Linked DNA regions of Homo sapiens: region 1 is linked to region 2. The links are chromatin loops, found by intact Hi-C in ENCODE. Cell type or tissue: CD4-positive, alpha-beta T cell. All regions are shown on one strand.

The links. A loop is a pair of places that touch in the nucleus more often than their neighbours do. Peaks named below come from ENCODE experiments on the same cell type or tissue, not always from the same donor. Only the 100,000 strongest peaks of a DNase experiment are listed, where the experiment ranks them.
Region 1: it touches region 2 in a loop (16-fold over the local background); 2 of 110 quality-filtered maps call a loop at or near these places.

The regions. Positions count from the first base shown.
Region 1 is chr16:82,654,239-82,656,738 of GRCh38, forward strand. The region is part of intron 1 of CDH13 (cadherin 13); the gene reads left to right. Among named protein-coding and RNA genes, the nearest start is that of CDH13, 29 kb to the left of the region's middle. RefSeq lists enhancers at 1-441, 233-282 and silencers at 1,186-1,480, 1,415-1,464. In CD4-positive, alpha-beta T cell, no CTCF peak of the experiment used is centred here; a DNase peak (open chromatin) is centred at 1,333; H3K27ac peaks cover 2,500 bases.
Region 2 is chr16:81,075,982-81,078,481 of GRCh38, forward strand. C16orf46 (chromosome 16 open reading frame 46) reads right to left here and starts at 1,257. Exons shown (of 4, transcript NM_152337.3): 1 at 1,155-1,257. It overlaps C16orf46-AS1 (C16orf46 antisense RNA 1), which reads left to right. Exons shown (of 2, transcript XR_007065137.1): 2 at 443-617. RefSeq lists enhancers at 789-928, 1,020-1,680, 1,519-1,568, 1,681-2,339. In CD4-positive, alpha-beta T cell, no CTCF peak of the experiment used is centred here; DNase peaks (open chromatin) are centred at 730 and 1,240; H3K4me3 peaks cover 1,628 bases; H3K27ac peaks cover 1,640 bases.

The DNA.
Region 1 (2,500 bases), 1.6 Mb after region 2:
ACCTCTGGACAGTGTCTTTGGCTGACACTTACATGGTGGTCTTGGTTTCTTATTCAAGGTCGGTTTCCCAACTCTCATAGCATCAGCTTTAGGGCATCCCCAAATCTCTTGCAGAAGAGATGGTTCTTTCCCCTTGAGTTGTTTTGAGCCAAGCATATAACATTGTGTGAATGTTTGAAAACTTCTCTTGGTTCTCAGAATGCAATTCTGACAGTGCTGAAGGCTGCCAATTAAATGAAGATTTAGATAAAGGCTGTGTGGGAGGTGGAATGCAATATTCTTAAACCTAATAATGGCTTCCTTCTGTCTTTTTGAAGCTCTCAAATAATCCTGATTGACTGACTCTCTGCTTTGGGCATTCCCATTTTCTGGACAATTTAATACCATTTAAAATGTTTGACAACTTTTATTTGGGGGCAGACATCCTTAGGGGATGGGGCCGTGGGCAAAGATACAAATGCTGTACCATCAAAGGAACCATGGATTTAAATAAGGATTTTTTTTTTTTTCATATTCAGAAGAGGTGGGTACAGAAAGGATGAGGGCAGCTTCTCAGGTTATAGTATTAACCACGTGAAGCAGCTAACAAAGGTATGTGCCTGGCCTTGTGCTAAAGGCTTTCCTCGTATCAGTTCTTTCATCCCTCCCAACACTACTGAGGTAGATGGAGTGACTAGATCCATTATACAGGCAAAGTAGCTGAGGCCCACAGCCATAGCAAATAAACTGTGGAGCTGGTGGTCCCAGATTTCATGCTTTTAGTCATTCTCTTGGCTCTGGGGTACAGGTAAGCTTCCAGAACTGGAGGATGGAGTCCAAAAGAAACTCAAGATAATTTCCCTGCCTTTCCCATTGTATCAGGGGATTCATCTGTTCATACATTCATTCATTTTCCCAACACATTTACTGAATGCCCGCAAGCACCAGGAAAATAGCAATGGGCACAACCAGGTTCCTATCTTCATGGAGCTATTGCTTTATTGGCAGAGGCAAACAGTAAAGAAAATTCATTAGTAATCAGTGTTGCAATCAATGAGCCGGTCAATCAAGCACCATAAAAGGGTAAAGTGTGACGAAGGTGCTCCTTGTGATAGGGGTTGGGGGTGAGGGGAGGTGTCCTGGAGAGGAGACATTTCAACTGAGATCTCTCTGAAGTAGATGAGATGGCCATGTGGATCTCAAAAGGAAAGTGTATGCCAGGAAGAGCAAAAAGCAAGTGCAAAGTCCTAAAGCAGGAAATAGTGAGGCTACCGCAGTGTCGGGTCCAAGAGTAGGAGATGAGATCAGGGAGGCAGATTAGGCTGCAGGGAGGGTGTGCGTGTGATGCTGAGAGTGATGGGAAACCACTGGTGGGGTTGGGGGAGGGCAAGGCAGTGACATCATTTGTTTTTATGTGCAGCAGAGGAAGCCAAAGCAATTCAGAAGAAGCCTACAGAAGCTTACCTCCTCCACAGGCTATTTTTTTCTTGTTTACATTTGTTAATTTTACATATATATTAACTCAGTCCTCACAACCACCAAATGAAATAGGCATTGCCCTTATTATCATTCTTTCCCATTTTAACAATGGGGAAACTGAAGCTTAGAGTAGGCAAGGTCGCCCAGATAGGAAGCAATGCCTTCGGGTCATGGCTCACTACTCAAGTGCCTGAAATTTCAGCTAGCCTTTAGTGGGCACCTGCTATGTGCCAGGATCTGTATGAGGTTTGGCACCACCTAGACAGCCCCTTGAACCAGTGGCATGTCTCAGGACAGTGTGAGAGACAGAAACTTCAGCTGAGAGTTACCGTGCAAGGCAGAAAATGCTGGTCTAGCAAAAGGAACTCTGATTTCGATTTGGAAGTACAGAGAAAGAGCATCTGCCTTGGACAGAGTTATCAGTGAAAAGATGACATATGAGCTGAGACTGAAAATCATGTTGAAGATAGTCAAACAAAAGCTGGCAGTGTGGGAGTGGGGGCTTCAAGCAGAGAATCAGTGGTTCAAAGGCACAGGGTAGAAGGAGAATGGCAGCTGGCTCAGTGTGGCTGGAGAAAGAGGCTGGAGTGCACCTGGTTGCATTTGAATGGTGTGCGTGTGTGTGTGTGTGTGTGTGTGTTAATGATGGTGATGAGATGAGGGGCTAGAGAGGAAGACAGGTTGGCACCTGGTAGCATTTTTTAAAAAGCAAGTAAACCTTATTTTTTAGAGCAGGTTTAAGTTCACAGCAAAATTTGGTGGAAGGTACAGAAGTTTCCCAAGTACCTCCTATCCCCACAAATGCACAGCCTTGTCCCACTATCAACATCCCACATCAGAATGGTACATTTGTTACAGTCAATGACTCTACATTGACACATCATTATCACTCAAAGTTCACAGTTTACATGAGGGTTCACTCTTGGTGCTGTACGGTGTATGGTGGATACATGACAAATGTGTAAATTCATGTATCCACCATTATGATATCACACAGAATAGTTGTACAGCCCTAAAATACTTGCTCTGCCTATTTGCCTAC
Region 2 (2,500 bases):
CTTCCTACAAGCTATAGGTTTAAAGGAATCTTAAATTCCAACCAGGGAAAGATGAGTTTCTGGCAGCCTCATTTGGAATTTGAATGAACGTTCCTGTGGGTCGGCTCCTTAACAACCTATGCTGAATGAAGGAATAATCATTAGAAATATTGTTAGCCATGGCAGAAGTTAAGTTTCTTAATACAGGACCAATCTTCACTTACATGAACCAGTTAAATAGGTCCTGAAGACTGACCTGGGCATCCTGATCATTTGTGACACAGTTTCTACAGGAAAATGAGTTGGGAGTCGCATTTAGAAACACACTGGAAGGAGCTGAACCTTTGTCTGAAAGTTAAGCACCCGCGCCACCCAACTTGCACAATTTGTTCATATTTCCAAGAGTATAAATTTTATCCTCCTTGTTAATTATATGTGCCTTCTGCTTATTATATGCCTACAGGTCACAGGAACCTCAAGTATTTCACAGAATGATGCCAAGGAGCGCAGTTTCTACACCATCCCTCCCGATCAGACCACATCTATTCCAATCTCAGTCTCAAACTCTTCCCCTTTTTCAACTCACATTAATGAATTCACTAAGTACCTAGCACTGAGAATAAAAAGCTAAAGCAGCATCCGTCTTCTCTACTCTCACACAGCTTACAGTCCACAGCAAAGCGCAAGTCATCAAACACACGCGCTCCACCTGCCACCCCTAAAGCCCAGGCGCATCACGCTCGGCTCCACCTCTTCATCTAGCCCCGCCCCTTCCTGCAGGCCACACCCCTTTCTCTATCAGGCTCCTCCCTTTATGCCATAAGCCTTTTTTCCTCATCTAGCTCTTCCCCTTCCTCCGCCAGTTCCTACCGTGCCACAAAGACGCCTGCCCTTCTTTCAAACTATCCCATTCAGAAAAGCGTTCTGGATTGCCCGTTCGAATTCCTCCCCGTCCTCCGTCTACCCACCCTTAAAGGGTTCCGCTCCCAACGGATCCTCCTCAGGCCCCGCCCCTCCCCAGACCCCGCCCGCTCTGGGGAAGCCCCGGCACATAGTGCCTCTGCCTTTCGCTCCCTCTCGCTTCCTTTCGAACGAGGCAGGGACTCTCGCTCTGTCGCCTTTGGAGTGGTCCCGGGCCTTGCCCCAGGGGTGGAGAAATGGCCGCTCACACCTACCTGTGGGGCCAAGCGGATGGAAGGCCCCGAGACAGCTAGTCCCGGCCTACTGGCAAGAGCTACTCAGGTCGCTGCCGGATGGGCCGTTGCCTTGGGTTACGACCACGCTGGGGGCGGGACCGCGGCGGAAGTGACGTAGCCCAACAAAGCCTAGCACTGGCGAGGCGGTTCGTGGCATCTCCTATCCGCTCCGGGCGCTGCCGCCGGAAGGGCCAGCGACGGAGGGTCTCAGATGGCGGGGCTTGAGGCCCACCCGGGCTCTCGGGTCGGCGAGTCCCGTTGGGGAGCCCTTGTGCCTGCTAGGATATTTAGCAGATGCCAGGCGGCCAGAAACGTCCTCACTTTTCTCCCTCGGCCCTCTGGGGAACCGCCGTGAGCGTTTCCCACGGACACAAACTTAACAGGCCCAGAACGTCCAGGGAGGACGCGTTGTGAGCCTCAAAGAGCCCACTTACGTGACCGACAGCACCAGGCCGACGGGCACTCGCTGAACTGCTGGCCCGGAGCAGCACAGCTCTTAAGTGGGCAGTGGCATCTTTTATACAAATAAAGGAAGGTGGCCCCACGTCCCTAAAACAACAGCTTGCTGAAGAGAGATCGCAAAGCATCCCCCACTCCAGCTCGGGTCTGACTCCAAAGCCCTTCTGCTTTAGAAAGTGTGACTATTTCTGCTGTAGAAAACCGGTATCTAGGCCAGGCGCGGTGGCTCACGCCTGTAATCCCAGCACTTGGGAGGCCGAGGTGGGTGTATCACCTGAGATCAGGAGTTCGAAACTAGCCTGGTCAACATGGCGAAACCGTGTCTCTACTAAAAATACAAAAATTCGCCGGGTGTGGTGGCGGGCGCCTGTAATCTCAGCTATTTGGGAAACTGAGGCAGGAGACTGGCTCGAACCCGGGTGGCGGAGGTTGCAGTGAGCTGTGATGGCACCACTGCACTCCAGCCTGGAGAGCAAAACTCAAGTCTCAAAAAAAATTTTGGTATCTAAGTTCTCTAGCACTGTGATTGCTCCAATGAGACGGATTCAGCTATAATTCTATTCCAACTTTTTTCATACGTGTAAGCTTAGGTACCTTGTTCACATAAATAGGAAGATGCAAATAAAAGGGGTTTTATTGTATCTCAAGCTAGTAAGTATTAACCAAAAACATTTAAATGTTTTATCAGTTGACAATTTGTTTTGGTCTTCCTTCAGATCTATTGAAAACAGCTGGGCACCGTGGCTCACACCTGGAATCCCAGCTGAGGCAGGAGGCTCCCTTGAGCCCAGGAGTTGAAGGTTGCAGTAAGCTATGATTGTGTCACTGCACTCCAGCCTGGGAAACAGTGCAAGACCTTGCATATT